Linked DNA regions of Homo sapiens: region 1 is linked to region 2. A link is a loop called in an ENCODE intact Hi-C map of the cell type or tissue named here. Cell type or tissue: GM12878. All regions are shown on one strand. Links, peaks and the distances in the headings refer to the core of each region. The heading gives the core; the rest is flanking DNA.

Region 1 (8,338 bases), core at 20-8,019, 370 kb after region 2:
ATCAACAATTTATCCTCCATAGTTGGTAATGTCTTGATATGGTCAAAGTCTATCTTTTGAAAATTCAAATACAAAATGGTTTAAAATGTCTTTTCAGCTTTTTTTTCTTATTAAAGAAACAAAACATTATATTTTCCTCACTTATCTGAACAATTAATATTGCATTACTCTAGAATAAACACTTAATTTTAATACAAAACTTGTACTCTGCTTGATAACACCAATTTAAATAATCTTAAGTTTTTTCTTTCCTACTCTATAACTTACCTTAGCCACTGTTTTGCTCTTAGAAAAAAAATTATTCAAAAGTATTCATAATTCTGTATCTTATAACTATTTCCACTAGAGTATACTTTAATAGTAGGATAGCATGTGTCCACAAATATTTTATTTGAGGCAGCAGTGAAGAGGTTAATTTACAGCTGCATTTATGAACGAGTTTTATTTATATTTGACGTGCCGTACAATATTTATGTTTCAATTCATAAACTATGTTTTCCCAAGTGGCAAGAAGTGAAATGTTAATTACATACTATTCTAAAATAGACTGAAAGACAAAAGTTTTTGTTTAAGTAAAGTTTGAAATTAAAAAATAGGGCAGTGAGTTAAAAATCTGATTTATTCTTTGGAACTACCAGATGGAATAGTAAAAGAGGATTTTGGGAGGAGAGAGAGAAGAGTAGAGAAGAGAGACAGAGATTGAGATGGATTTTGAAATTGGCCAAGCATCATATCACCGATTTTTTACATTCTGGCATAATAGTACTTCGAGGGTCTGAAGAACCACACCGGTCCGTTTTCCCTTACTTTAAAGATCTAAATGGTATTTTTTTTTAAAGTCTTCCTGGGTACACCAGGAAATTTATTTAAAACCATGCCATTGGGTACGAACTAAGAGCATTCTTCAAACAAACATGACCTTTTCTCTGTTTCTTGTATTGCTCTTCTCAACCCAGCCAGAAATCCCAGACAAGTTTATTTACACACACACCCGCACACGCACGCACACACACACCCCACACGCAGAGTGGCGGAAACGCCCTCTTTCCAACCCTTCCAAACAATTATCTCCGAGAGCAAAAGAAAATAATCAACAGCCCTGTGTGCTGGGCTGAGCCGGAGAGCCGGGCGCGAGGAGGGAGGGCGATCCGCAGGCGAGCAGGGAAAACGTGGCTCCTCTGCCGAGGAGAGGATTTGTGAAAAGGAGCGCTGGCCCGCGTGCGCCTCTTGTTCCCCGTGTAATTTGCAGCCAATCATCAGTAGGTGTCCACGTCCCTGCGTCCTCCTCACCTCGGCGCCAATCACCCCCACCCCCGCGCCCCCGCCCCCAGCCTCCACACCTCCTCCCTCGCCTTTCTCTGTGGCTCCCCTCCCCCAGCAACCGCACACTCGCACACACACAAACAGAGAGAGAAGGGGGGAGGGTGAGAGAGAGGGGAAGAGAGAGAGAGAGAGAGAGGGGAGAGAGAGAGGAGAGACTCCCCGGCTCCCTCCCTCCCTCGCACACAGCGACTGGAGACGGACGGAGAGCAACGCGCTGGGAGAGGAGAGACCACCGACAACAGACCCGCGCTCTCACACATACACTCACACTCGACTCTTTCCTCTCCCCCCACCTCCTCCTCCTTCCACCCCCACCACTAACACCATCTCCTCCTCCTTCTCTCTGCAACAAGAAAAAAAAGCCATTTACAGGTATTTTTTTTGATCCGCATATTTATTTACCCCCCCCCCCCCAACAGTTTGTTTACAAGTATTAAAGTTGTAATTGGGAGCTGCCAAGACACATCTGGATTTGTGTTTCTTTGTGTTAGGGGGTGATGTGCAACTAATTAAAGGCAGACTGGCAGCGTCTGCAAATTCTAAGGCTCCCCAAATAAAAAGAGACTGGTAAGTGATTGTTCTTTCTCTTTCTCTGGCTTTTTTTTCTCTTAAATGTTTGCTGTCCGTTGGGATTGTGAAAGTAGATTATTAATGCTGGACTCCAGCAAGAAAAAGCGTCGCTGTATTAATTTATTAATTAGTCTGCACCCGCCCCTCCTCCTGAATGTTAAATATGACCTTTGATCTCTATGTCTCTGGTAGACCAGACATACAGTATTAGGCATGTAAAGTCACATTGTTTAAAGGCAAAACAGGATCATGAAGTATGGATCTCTAATTTAGCTTTGGCATAGAACTATAGTTATTTGTGTGTGTTTTATTTTGTTTTTAAATAAAATCCAAACAATAGCTGTGGCTTAGATACCTTTTTCATGCTCCAGAGATGCATTGATTAAACAATAATGACCTGGATACTGGGCATAATCATTTTCTACAGTTTCTGGTGGTATTAAACCTTGAGGTAGGAAGAGGGATGGTGATGGCAATCAGAAAAGCAAGGAAAGCTTGTGTTTGGAAACACCACTCTAAGACTCTAAAAAAGGGACGTTAAATTATTTATTTATTTGGAACAAGGTCAAAAGACTAAAAGGTTGAAAATTTTCCCTCCACTCAATGTGATGATATCTAATGCATGGTTGACATAACTAGTTTTTACTGAGTAGCAGTTATTATGGTCTTGCAGTTACAATGTGATTCGCAGAAACTGAAGCTATATGCATATTCTTGCTGTGTCTTCCCTCACCCCTTCCAAGCATCAAGAATATTTAGCCAAGAGCATTTTGGGGGCACCTTTTGTATTGCCCTCAGACCTGAGAAGGCAGCAGTTTTCCCTAATGCGAAACCACAGAGGTGGTTCCTGAGTGATTAGGGACTTGCTGTGATTGAAAGATGCCTGCAAGCTTCTAATCCAGCCTGGGGTGAGGTTCCTTATCTTGATTTACTTTGCCTAATAGGGATTTGTTTACATAAACCCCTCTTTTTAGAGCACCTCATCAGTAGGTCTTGAAGTTTTTGCACTTGGAGTTTGGGCATAACTGGTTCATTAACCTAATTATAAGCATAATTACTATAATTGATAACCATTTTGAACTCTGAATATTTGAGACGGAGACTATTGGGCCCCCATGTAGAATTCCCTGAACTCTGCATTCTAGACCAATCTATGGGCTTCAAAAGATGTCACAAAAAGATATTCTGGCCAAAAAATCTGGAAACAAAGAAACTGGTTTTTTAAGTGAATATACACTTTATGCCTTTGCTTTGCTTCTTAAAAGGCTGTGATGTACTTCTCCCTCTGTAATAAACAACTAAAATACCTCTTCCTAAAGCATAATAATGGCCTGTAAGCAAGGAGATTAATGCAAATACCCAGTTAACATTAAACTTTCCTCTTAAAAAGAGCAAAATTAAAAAATAATTTTGTTATTTTTCTCTGGCAAAGAACACGTTAAAGCCCCCCCCCCTTTTACTCAATGTAAAAATCAGTGATTGTGAGATATCCTTTTCAAAAAGTCCCATGCTTTCCTCTTGTCTTCGGAAGAGACAGCAATCTCCATTAGGAATGATTAGGAATATTCTTATAGAGGCTGCAGGCACTTGGTTTAAAACCTGAGACATTGCTGATATAAATAAATATGTATATATGTAATTATCTGGCTTATCTTTATTTTCTACCTTAAAAAAAATCAAGTAGAACACCACCCTCTTACCCCCACCAAGACCCACCACCAAATGGCTTGTACAATTGAGACCTGTCCTTGGTCCATTGAATTAAGACCCTAACAGAGCCAGCTGTGCTGGGATTCAAACTAATGACCGCAGACACAGAAGGATACTGTGGCAGCTGGTAGTTCTTTTTTCCCTGCCTCTTTAGTTCAGATTGTATGTGGGCAGTCTCTTAGCTCTCAGTTGTATTGTGTTTGCTTACAGTTTATACTCGGATGTATTGTAGACTTTTTCAGTACTTCATTTGCTAATTTCCTGTTCATTTTCCTCATAGGGCCATTGCTGTTTTCTACTTTACAGCATTTGCATGCCCAGGCAGCACTTGTTCACACATTTCATAATGTTTAAATGCCCTCTGCTTATAGGTAGTATCGCCCTCCCACCCATGATTTGCATGTCTTTAGCACTCCAATTGCCCTTTTCCTTAGGCGTTTGTCACCCCCGTCTTCCTTCTTTCCCTGGGTATCCTGGCTATTAATACATTTTCTCAGGAGGGTTATAAGAATAGGGGGGAGGAGCTGTGGTTTGCTGTGGGGAGGGAGGGAGCGGGGGTTGGGAGAGTTGGGGGGGATGGGCTGGGGGGGGTCACGTCTTGATGATTCTTATGCAAACGACCTGATGGAAGAATGTGGGAGCTTTCGGTGTCTGCGGTGGGTTAGTGAGGGAGGTTGTTTATTTTTAATCTTTTTCCTCGTGCAGCTCGTTGGAATGACTTTCTTTATTTTAGTTGTAACAGTTGGAGGATAATGCAAAGGAAGACGCTGCCTGGGAATTCACCGTCTGTGGAAATGAGCCCCAGAGAGGAATAAAGCAGCCCTCACCTTGCTCTCCCCACCCGAACCCACTTTCCCCACCCGCCTCGGCCCCCACCCCAACACCACCATCACTCCCTTCCCTCCCCCCCACCTTTCCCCCTTTTCCACCCAGGTGTCGGACCAGGCGGTCCCCACTTCCACCCTGCACCCCTTCTTCCCCCCCTGCACCATGAACACCAATGTCTGCGTGGAGCCCGGGCCGAGCCCGGAGGCCCCGGGCTTGCCCAAGGAAAGCCACTTGCCCGAGGGGGCTCTGAACAGCCTTGTGGATTACAACTCGGAAATGGAGCGCTACCGCTCCTTTGCCACCTCCTTCTACAAGACCAACGGGGGCGCCTTCCCACAGGCGGCCAAGATCGCGCGCATCACCACCCCCATCTTCCCCAGCAGCGCCGCCGCCGCCGCGGCCGCCGCGCGCATCGGCATGTCCCCCTGGAACTGCGACAACGCGGCCACCGCCGCCGCCGCCACCGCCATGCTCTGGGGCAGCGGCGGGGGCGGGGGCGGCGGCGGGGGGGGTGGCGGCGGCGGCGGCGGCGGCGGAGGCGGGGGCGGGGGTGGTGGGGGCGGCAGGAAATCCTCCTCCGCCGCCGCCTCCTCCTCCGCCTCCTCCTCCTCGGCGATCCTCCCCGCCGGCGGTGGCGGCGGCGGCGGCGGCGGCGGCAGCAGGACCAGCATGCACCACCGAAACGACTCCCAGAGGCTGGGGAAAGCTGGCTGCCCGCCAGAGCCGTCGTTGCAAATGGCAAATACTAATTTCCTCTCCACCTTATCCCCTGAACACTGCAGACCTTTGGCGGGGGAATGCATGAACAAGCTCAAATGCGGCGCTGCTGAAGCAGAGATAATGAATCTCCCCGAGCGCGTGGGGACTTTTTCCGCTATCCCGGCTTTAGGGGGCATCTCATTACCTCCAGGGGTCATCGTCATGACAGCCCTTCACTCCCCCGCAGCAGCCTCAGCAGCCGTCACAGACAGTGCGTTTCAAATTGCCAATCTGGCAGACTGCCCGCAGAATCATTCCTCCTCCTCCTCGTCCTCCTCAGGGGGAGCTGGCGGAGCCAACCCAGCCAAGAAGAAGAGGAAAAGGTGTGGGGTCTGCGTGCCCTGCAAGAGGCTCATCAACTGTGGCGTCTGCAGCAGTTGCAGGAACCGCAAAACGGGACACCAGATCTGCAAATTTAGAAAATGTGAAGAGCTAAAGAAAAAACCTGGCACTTCACTAGAGGTCAGAGGAGATGATTTCTTGTTTCCCAGTCTCCCCCCTTCCCTCCTCACTCCCTCTCCCCTTCAGGGATTCTTGTCTGGCTTCAAGATGCAGTACCCCTTCTCAGAAGCTTCATTCAGGTGGTAAGAGTTGTAGGTGGTTTGCGAAAGGCTTGGCCTCTCCACCACCCGCACCAGCTGCACTTCACGTGACACCGCCCTTCTGATAGAGAGAGTGCCCTCCTTTTTATCCCTGGGGGAAAAATAATGTAATTGAAGAATCAGAAGTTTCACATTCAATATGCTCAATATTTTCCCTTGGTGGTTTAAAATGCCCCCTCCTCCTCATTAAAAAGGGTGGGGCATCTTGCCCAAAGGACTGGACACATCACATCCTATACAAGTTTACTGGCTAAGTTAGTGGCCCATTTATAACAGTGAGGACACAGTTTGTGGTACACAAGCCTGTTCTCATTAAAAAACCGGTAACAAACCACACAGCAGTATTCAATGAAGTTGAAACACCTGGATTCAGAAGGGGATTTCCTACCCTTTTCTAGAATCATTTTTCTACTCATCAAGGCAGAATGTTTTCTATTTTATTTTCTGCGTATCTGATATTTTTGGAGAAAGCTGAAACTGTGTAGGAAGCGGATTTCTACCTGCAAATTTTGAGGAGATGTGACTTAGAATAAAGGGATACAATTAGTTAATTTCAGGGCAGATAAGAGTGATTTTGTTTAAAAATTATTTTATGTGGTTTTAGAATGAATAATTTCTAAAACTCAGTTACAAAAAAAGTATTTCCCCTGGGCTCTGCATTGGACAAAGTAACCATTTTGTGGTTACAAAGTTGGTGTATACACCAAGCACAGTTTTGGTTGATACCTTATATGGTCAATAATAGTTTCTTTTACCTATAGGTCTTTAAAACAGATATTGTACAGATGCTCACTAAAGTAATTGTTAAATTAGGTTATGAATTATGCTAAATACAGAGATTGATACCTTTGATAAAAATTTTGTATTGTGTCCTGATCAAAACAAAAATGGGGAAAAATGAAAAATCACAGGTAAATGACTTTGGTGGTATATTAAACAAAGAAATCTGGACAAGTACTTATAGTTAGTCTCGATAAAATTTACAGGGTAGATAATTAGATGTTCATATATACATGAGACTGTAGGTGGTGGGTTTAGCATTCTGTGCTTTAACATTTTAATATTCTGTGGAGTGAGTTGCAGGATGAGAGTGGCTCTCACAAGTTATCTTAGGGTTATCTGTACATTCTTTTAAAAATTGTGAGTACTGCTTAGAGGAGTTTGCTTTATGAACTGGGAAGCAGTCTTTAAAAGAATAAAGAGAAGGGTTAAAGATCTTTGGTACAGGTTTGAACACAAAGAAGATACAGTTTTTTTTTTAACCTTTAATTGTGTAAATCAAATGAGATAGCCCTCTAGGATTCTAAAAATATCAGAATTATGTTGATGTCATTATTGGGTATGATCAGTTTCATCAAAATATTGCATTTATTCTTCTTTATAAGATAAATCAGCTCTTTTTGGAAAGTTTAACTTTACTCCTGGATGGTTTATTACATTTTCTTTGGCAACTTTCTTTGTGCAAATATAATAGCAACTATAATGCAGGTCCATGTATTTTCTTAGGTGGCAAAAAATAGCTTTTGAATCTTCTTTGCCGGATTAATTTATTGTAACTTCTAAGGACTATGGGAAATTAAAATTCAGTTCATACTGAAATTCTCTATTCCCAGCTGATAAGGACAACATGGCTTTTATTTTTCCTCTTGAAATGTAGTATCTAGAATTATAAATTTGGTTCTGCTGTTAGGCCTCATCTTTAGCTAGACTCGTGGCACTACTTGCATCCCAATTTAAGATATGTAGTAACTGAATAATTCTGATTTATTTAGTAAATAATTACCCTGCAGGGGTTTGATATGAGTACCAATAGGTTTTCTGCACAAGTTTCTATGCTGGTGTAATTTTTTAATTTGATGCTTTTCCTACAAGCTTGTTGTGATATTTAAATTCCTCAGGCATTTTGATGACAAAATCCCATAAAACTACATTTTCTTCTTTTTAAAAAATTCTCATGCACAAAAATTCTGTTACTCTTCACAAGGTGGGGTATGGGTAGAATAAGAAGCTGATTTTTTCCTTTGAACTCTCAAGCTGATCTTCTAACTTCAGATCCCTTCTATCAGAGCATGGGCTGTGTTTCAAGGCTAAGATTATTAGCGGAATACTATTTGGCTAAAAGAAATAAAAAGCTTTTTTTCAAAATTGTATAAGATCCTATCTAGATCATTAAAAAAGACAATGCCATCATGACTGCCTTAGACCTATGTGCAAATACACAGTTATGGTTGTAGGAAACCAGCTGAGCACATGTCAGAGTGACAGGGCTTACATGACTGAACCAAAGCTGGAAGAGGAATTGCAGGAAGGTGAAAAGTCCCCCTGCTGACCTGGTTTCTCTCTTAAATTTGGTCCATCCTCATCTGGGAAAATGTTTTAGAGATTGGATGGGTTCCTGGCTGAGGGCAGTGATTTGGGGACTCATTGTGGATATCACCTGTGGGTTCCAGATGTAAACTCCATAGCTAATATTTGTTGGCTTTGAATTATGGGTGCCAATTAACATCTGGATCATAATAATAACATATATTCTTCTTTATCACTTC
Region 2 (8,338 bases), core at 305-8,304:
TTTTATTAGGCTTGACCTCATTGTGCTTCACAGATATGGTGTTTTGAAGGTTCGTGGCAACCCTCCTTGAGCAAGTCTATTGGTGTCATTTTTCCAAAGTATATACTTACTTTGTGTCTCTGTGTCGCATTTTAGTAATGCTTAGAATATTTATAACTTTTTCTCATTATCTGTTAGTGTGAGCTGTGATCAGTGACCTTTGATGTTATTCTTGCAATTGTTTTAGGGTGCCATGAACCATGGCCAAATAAGGTAGTAAACTTAATCCGTAAATGTTGTGTGTGTTCTGACTGCTTCACTGACCAGCCATTCCCCTATTTCTTTTTTTTTTTTTTTTTTTTTTTTTTTTGAGACGGAGTCTCGCTCTGTCGCCCAGGCCGGACTGCGGACTGCAGTGGCGCAATCTCGGCTCACTGCAAGCTCCGCTTCCCGGGTTCACGCCATTCTCCTGCCTCAGCCTCCCGAGTAGCTGGGACTACAGGCGCCCGCCACCGCGCCCGGCTAATTTTTTGTATTTTTAGTAGAGACGGGGTTTCACCTTGTTAGCCAGGATGGTCTCGATCTCCTGACCTCATGATCCACCCGCCTCGGCCTCCCAAAGTGCTGGGATTACAGGCGTGAGCCACCGCGCCCGGCCGCCATTCCCCTATTTCTTTCCCTCTCTTTAGGCCTTTCTATTCTCTAAGGCACAGCAATATTGATTTTAGGCCAATTAATAACCCTGCAATGATTTCTAAGTGTTCAAGTGAAAGAAAGAGTCATGCATCTTTCAATTTAGGTGGAAAGTTAGAAATGATTAAGCTTAGTGAGAAAGGCATGTCCAAAGCTGAAATAGGCTGATAGCTAGTCATCTTGTGTCAAATGGTAGCCAAGTTGTGGATGCAAAGGAAAAGTTTCTAAAGGAAAAGTGCTATTCTAGTGAAGACCCGAATGATAAGAAAACAAAACAGATTATTGCTGATATGGAAAAAGTTTTAATTGGAGAGAAGATCAAACCAGCCACAGCATTACCTTAAATCAAATTCTAATCCAGAGCAAGGCCCTAACTCTCTTCAATTCTGTGAAGGTGGATAGAGGTGAAATGGCTGTAGAAGAAAAATTGGAAGCTAGCAGGAAGTTGGAAGAAGAAAACCTCACAAAAAAAAGTTGGTTTCTGAGGTTTTACGGAAAGAAGCCATTTCTGTAACATAAAAGTATAAGATAAGGCTGCAAATGCTGATGGAGAATTTGCAGTAAGTTATCCAGAAGACTTAGCTAGCTAAGATCATTGATGAAGATGGCTACACTAAACAACAGATTTTCAATGTAGTTATAAAAGCCTTGAAAGATGAAAAATCTTGAAAGAAGATGCCATCTAGGACTTTCCTAGATAGATAGAAGTAGAAGTTAGTGTTTGGTTTCTAAGTTTCAAAGATTGGCCCTCTTATTAGGGGCTAATGCAGCTGGTAACTTTAAGTTTAAGCTAATGCTCATTTAGCATTCTGAAAATCCTGGGGCCCTTAAAAATTAAGCTAAATTTACTCTGCCAGTGGTCTATAAATAACAGAACAAAGCCTGGATGACAGCACATTTATTTACAGAATGGTTCACTGAATATTTTAAGCCCACTGTTGAGACCTACTGGTCCCTTGAGATGGAGTCTACACCTGAGGGAGATGCTATGAAAATTGTTGAAATAACAACAAAGGATTTAGAATATTACAGAAACTGAGTTGACAAAGTAGCTGCCTAGGTTAAGGGGACAGAATCCAGTTTTGAAAGAGGTATTATGTGGGTAAAATGCTATCAAATAGCGTCACATTCTACAGAGAAAACTCTTGTGACAGGAAGAGTCAATCTATGCAGCAAACTTCATTGTTGTCTTACTTGAAGAAATTGCTACAGCCACCCTAGCCTTCAGCAACCCCTACCCTGATCAGTCAGCAGGGATCAGCACTGAGGCAATACCCTCCACAGGCAGAACAGTTAAGAGTCACTGAAGGCTAAGATGATTGTTAGCATTTTTAGCAACAAAATATTTTTAAATTAAGATATTTACATGGTTTCTTTAGACATAATGCTATTGAACATTTAATAGACTACCATATAGTGTAAACATAACTTTTATGTGTGCAGGGAAACAAAAAAATTATGTGACTCGCTTTATTGTGATATTTCCTTTATTGCAGCTTTCTGGAACAGAACCCACAAGATCTCTGAGGCATGCCTGTCCTTAATTTACCCTAATCATGGAGGTGCTTTTTATTTGTTTTAAAAGAAAGGAACATCATATTAATATAACCACTGAACTCACATAAATACAATATGTTCTTCAAATTTCTCTACATGGAATAAGAATAGAGCTTGCAATTTTTTTTTTGTATTTAACTGATAGTGTTTATGGATAGCATTTAACTGATAGCATTTTCAGAACAATGGGTTGAGTTGAGGGGTGCTGTGGCAACCATTATATGGAGCCAGGCTACTGATCTGTACACAGAATGGCCTCCTAGTCTTGGCAAAGCTTTGAACCTCATGAGTGGGCCAGCTAATAGAACACGCCAAGAGACCATAGTCTAGCTGCTGCTGGAGAGCTTATATTGACTGCTGACGTTGATAATTATTCTGTTAACTTATATCGAGAAATACTTCCTCTCTAAAACCCCTAACACAGAGCAAGAATTATAATATCTACATCATTTTAGTACATTCCACAAAATAACAAGTCATGTACTGTATGAGTTAACTGTTCCATGTCCTCTAAGCACTTAGGTGGAAACTTGGTGACCCCCAAATATACTGGAAAATATTTTTTTCCCTGAACTTTTCTGTAAGAATTCTTAGAAGGTAGAGTGTCTGATTAATATTCTAGCATAGCAATACAAGTTTAGAGCCCTTAGTTGTGTGGAAAATATCTTAGGAGAAAACTGTCACAGAGATTTAACCCTTGGGATAGTATTTAGAGTGGAAACAAAATAATTACCTAGAGTGTTAGAACATTTTCCTGATCTTAAGTTTCTTTGAAAATAATATATTTTGAGGTCAGTAAGTCAGAGACTTCTAAGAAATAATCGAGAGGACCCAAGTTTGATGCTCACTGGCTGTTGCTTACAATTTTAAACAAGATAGTGATTAAGCTCTGTACAAAAAAATATAAAGCTATATCATTAGAAGAAGCTTTGTCTTGGGTTCGTGAAATGTTTTGAAATAATGTTTGCAATGAGTAAACTAGTTTCATATTGGCATTGTGATATAAAGCCTTCTTTAAAACAAATAAGCAAACAAACAAACACATACCCCTTAGGCTTGATACGTGTAAATGGTAGTTTAGAAGATGCCTTCCTTTTAAATCCTATTTGGCCAGAGAAAAAGGCTGCAGTTCTACACATTTCCAGCAGGGGTCAATATGCTTTCATCATTACTGAATGCTCAGTGAGCAAGCAGCAGAAGTGTTGATCCTAATTGGAGCAGACACAAGGATCTTCTATAATCCTCTGACATCCTTTTCAAATAATAATTCTTAGGTGGGTGGTGGGCTGGTGGCTGCAATGCCAGTGCAGGCTTCTCTACAATGAAGCCTAACCATTGTCAATTATTTTTGATGTATGCTAGCTTAACTTAAGTCTCTTCTTCCTGGCTTTTCCAACCCACAGAAGGGTATTCTTCCTCCTAATTATTGTCACAGTACCTAGGATGGTCAGAACAAGTGTGTTATTTTGGCTTGATGTGCTCTCCAAAACCCATTCCTTTCCTTTCCTGCCTCTCTGTGCTCTTCCTACAAAGTACGAAGAGCAAGCATATACTTTCAGTCAAATATCTGAGGAGTATTTTACTTATAACCTTAATTGCCATAGTCATTGGACTTTAACTCATTAAATGCCAGCATTTGGAGGCAACTGGAGATATGATAATGAGTATATATGATTATAGTTGCATATATATAGCTTCCAGTAGGTTAATAATTGGGACTAAATCCTCCTCCACCCACACACTTTCTAATAATTTGTTCAGGGGCTCTGCCAGCCAGTGATATTCAGGGAACAAATTGTCATCCTTTATGTGCATTTTAAAGACTGGCGTTTGCTGGAGACTCACACTGTCGTGCAGAAGCTTGAGTTCTCTGAGTCAAAAAAAAAAAAAACAAAAAAAAAAACAATGTATGTCCTGCCCCACATTCGTAAGCTCATATTTTACTCTCCTTGGCCCTGACTACAGCCCTTTCTGCTGAGCGGGGAAGCGAATGTCTCTGTGTAGAGACATTTTCAGAAATCCGATTCTGGAGAGCTGAGGAGTGTTGCGGCAGGAATGTATTACCAGGACACTTAGAAGGTGGTTAACTGCTTGAGTGCTGCTGCCTGCACTAGAGAGAGAAGGGAGGGACCGCAGTTGTAATATAGCTCCAGCTCCACTCAGCTTAGCCAAAGTGGGGTTTTAAAGCGGTGCCCTCATATATCTCTGTAGGTAGTCGGGGGTGGGGGTGTCATTTGCAAGGTAAAACATAGGTAAAAAGTAAGGACAGAGTTAGCACGGCAAAAGCAGCAGTTATTTATCTTGAACTAGGTTCACAGGGATTGAGATAATTTTCCACTTATATAGAGCTTGAGAGGCTCCTAAAAATAAATATTCTATCACAGATTTCAGTCAGATAGAAAGGAATATATTCATTCCTACATGTAGGTACATTTTAAATGTTCTCTTTAAAATTGTGGAGATTTCTTTTGCTTTCAGAGATTACCAGTACCCTTTAATGAATCAATAATAAAAACAAATTCATTTATCTCTGTTATTTGCAAATCTTGCTTTAAAATTCATATTTAAGCAAAGCAAGTGATGAAATTCTTTGATGGGACTACTCCTTATCTCCTTTACTTTAATTCTATGTTTACTTTAAAAACAAAACTTACATACCTTCCTCAAATTTAGAGTAAGGTATGAGGCATAAATGTAAGTTGATGGAGAGGACAGCAGCTATTTCAGCTTGGGTCTGACAGCCATCTGACAGGTGATACTCTATGTCTCTGACGGATAGTCAAGAGAAGCTGGGAGGAATTTTGAGCTCATTCTTGGCAGTTGCAGCAGCAGATTAATTTATTTTTTTTAAAGGTCATCGTTAGCATGAATGGAAAAATGGGTTGGATGCCTAATAATGCATCTCTTAAAAGAAGCATATATTTATTTAGTCAAGACGTATTTATTGAGTGCCTACTATATGCCAGACACTGATAGAACTATTGGGCTATATTGATGAATAAGATAGGCAAGGGCTGTATTCTCATGGGGCTTACATTCTGCTTGTTAAAATACACATGCTTTGAAAGTGTATAAGTATATGTTCTAAAAAAAACTTCAGTGCATTTTTATTTCCTCATTTCACACATTTGCTTCTTCATATTTAAAATGTAGGCTGAAACACTCCTTATATTCTTTGAAGGTGAAAAAAATATATCACTGCAGGGTGAACTACAGAATTTCAGTGACTACAGAAGTGCTTCAAAACCTAAATTGGGAACAGAGTGGATGTAAAATGGTTTACAAATAATTAGCAGATTAGGATGCTTTTTAGTTACTGCGTCCATTCATAAAACTGAGCAAAGTGTGTCTGGAGCAGCTGACACCAGAGTTCAAGGTTGCCCATCTCCTCTGCAGGAGGTCGTGATAACTAAACATGACCATTTCTTGTTCTCACAGCATGGCTTCAGGAAAACCAAATGGTCTCTACACTCAGAGTCCTGACCTCATGAATTAGAAGAAGTGAAAGAAGATGGCTTCCAAATTATGTTTGAAAACTTGTGAGGATTTAAACTCTCTCCATAGAACTTACCATTACACACTGAAGCAACCTTGAATCAGAATAAATTGATGTCTGTTTCATTTATTTATTCAAATATACCTCTATACTCAAAAAATAATCCCCTAATAGAATAATTTTTAGGAAAATGTTTTTGAAAACTTAGATGAAACCCATCATTTAAGCTATGCTATCTCTATCTTGGCAAATTTTTCAAGGTGTCTGGGAAGCGGGACCTTGGGCATCTAGCCTCTATGTAATGGGCATGCCAATTTTTACAAGCTTAACTTTGAATCTTTACTATCCACTCACTTGGAGAGGAAAAAGTCCAGGACCAAAGATCAGATCCAGTTTTTTCTTTTCCCTATGAACCTTTGTCCTAACTTTCATTTCCCTCTACTTTTCTCCTCAAAAGATGTGATATCCAACATTTTCTTGTTCACAGTTAGCTTGAACTAATAAATAGTCACAAACTTTCAGATCTCCCTGCTTTGAGGACTTTTTTACTATAAGAAATCAGCCAAAATTTTTAAGAGTAATGTTGAAATTTTCTTTTGGAAGGTGTTAGAAAATCAGGTACTCTCTTATTTTTGAGACTCTTTTAAGAAAAGAGGTTATCATTTTCCTAAAGCACATTTTCTGTTTCTAGACTTATTACAACTCCTTGATAGATAATGTACTCTTCACAATAAATAGAGAGTTTACCAACAGAGAAAATATTATTGCTTCTCTTAAGAGTTCTCTCTCTCTCCCCCACCCCCTTATCTTTCCCCTGTCCCTCTCCTCCCTCTCTCCCCCCACCCCCATCTTTCTGTCTCTAAAAGACTGCGTTAATGTTTGGGCATTTATTATGCGTGAGTATTTCTCTATTTCTTACATGATTGTTGATTTTCTTGATTATTGCAAAGTTATTAAAAGTTATAAATAGATTTTGAAATAAAAGGAGTTGGTTGTGATAGAGTTTTTCAGAAACTGTCCAGGCTGTAATTTTCTGTGGATGCTAAGATAAATGTCTAAGGAAATAATCATTGCAGAAAATTATTCTGGTAGGCAACTTTTAAGATAATTTTTGGTTTTCAGCTTGGAGCAGAATATTTATTTTTCACTATAAGGAAACTTGCTTTTATTATAGTGAATTCTCTCCTTCTCTACGAGGTGTGAGATACAAGTGTCATGTAAAATCTGTGTATTCTATTGAGGCCCATTAACCTGAGGCAGTGGGCAGTAGCTCAGACCTTAGGCTATATCTTGAAAATGTAGTATCTCCAAGTTCTAATTCCTCTTTTACATTGTTACTTGACCTTGAAGAAAAACAGTTGAACTATTTCCTTTTTTTTTCTTATTTACTAGGAAATTCAAACCAAATTTGGAAACTATCTGTAGCAATTATATGCCTTAGGAATGCATTTTGTGGCTTATGTTTTGTAACTCTATTTTACTTTTTAACCTTTTCTTTTCTTTTGATTTTATTTTTTCCTGTTGAATTGTATATGTGTTCACATATACCATCTCAAATAATGTTAGAAGGAAATTAGCTTATAAGTAAGTACGTAAAATTATAGTTACATTTATTGGTTTCTTGCTAGTTGTTAGATTTTCAGTTAAGCATTTTATACACACTACCACACATGATATACATAACAACCCCATTGGTACCATATCAGTTAGAAATGCATTCGTTTGCCAGTAGCTGAATATCTAGTGAATAGTAAGCTAAATAAAGAAGGGAGTATTTATCTTTTAACCTAACAAGAAGTCTAGAGAAGAGTAGCAGTTGACATTGATTTGAAAGCTCATTGGTGTCAGATCTAGCATCACTGAGATTCATTTACTCTTTGCTTCATGTACTTAAGATGGTTTCAGTAGCTCAGAACATAATGCCAGTATTTAACAAAAGAATAAGGTGGAAAGGTTAGAAAAGTCATGTGTGTTGCTTTTATCAGGAAGCAAACTTTCTCCTGAAATCTTCCTCTAGCTTCTGCTTACATCTCATGGCCAGAAATGTGACACATGGCCCCTCTTAGAACTTAGAAATAGATGCTAGCAAAAGGAAAGTGATTTGACAGTGGATATGGAAAAGGACAATTTTAAAAATATTTAACAACTGCTACAGCACAGACACTAAGAAATTAGAATGGACACACTGGCTATAAATAATTGGTAGAAACTTACTAGTGAGTGTATACAGAATATAAACCCTGAGTGCAGGATTAATCTGCAGCTATTTTTATCCAATGTGCTACACTGTGTATCCCAAAATACATACTTTTAAAAATAATATACCTGTATGCATACTGATATTATATTAGCACTAATAAAACTAGACTTCCCAGGACACATTCTGGTCTTGCTTGATACCTACTAAAATGAACACACATAATCACTTCCAAAATATATTGAGGTAATTCAGCTTTTGATCATGGCAGAGCAGCTTGTACTGAACTAGCCGTGGCATAGATAACAATTATAAATTCTGGGTAAACCTTAAATCACTAGTAACAAGTATTTGAAGACTGAAGCTAGAGGGAAGCCAGCCTTTGAAGATAAGATGGTGCATTGGGTGAGAAGCAC

The links. Peaks named below come from ENCODE experiments on the same cell type or tissue, not always from the same donor. Only the 100,000 strongest peaks of a DNase experiment are listed, where the experiment ranks them.
Region 1: it touches region 2 in a loop (6-fold over the local background); 3 of 110 quality-filtered maps call a loop at or near these places.

What each region holds. Positions count from the first base shown.
Region 1 is chr4:104,488,058-104,496,395 of GRCh38, reverse strand. It overlaps CXXC4 (CXXC finger protein 4), which reads left to right and starts at 1,502. Exons shown (of 3, transcript NM_025212.4): 1 at 1,502-1,695; 2 at 4,337-5,652. The coding sequence starts at 4,594. It overlaps CXXC4-AS1 (CXXC4 antisense RNA 1), which reads right to left and starts at 5,431. Exons shown (of 10, transcript NR_125926.1): 1 at 5,336-5,431. RefSeq lists enhancers at 4,015-4,064, 8,067-8,256. In GM12878, for the core only: a CTCF peak has its summit at 4,767; DNase peaks (open chromatin) are centred at 1,374, 3,925 and 6,025; H3K4me3 peaks cover 7,412 bases; H3K27ac peaks cover 7,271 bases.
Region 2 is chr4:104,855,755-104,864,092 of GRCh38, reverse strand. No RefSeq gene overlaps it. Among named protein-coding and RNA genes, the nearest start is that of TET2, 290 kb to the left of the region's middle. In GM12878, for the core only: a CTCF peak has its summit at 3,373 (motif pointing right); a DNase peak (open chromatin) is centred at 3,392.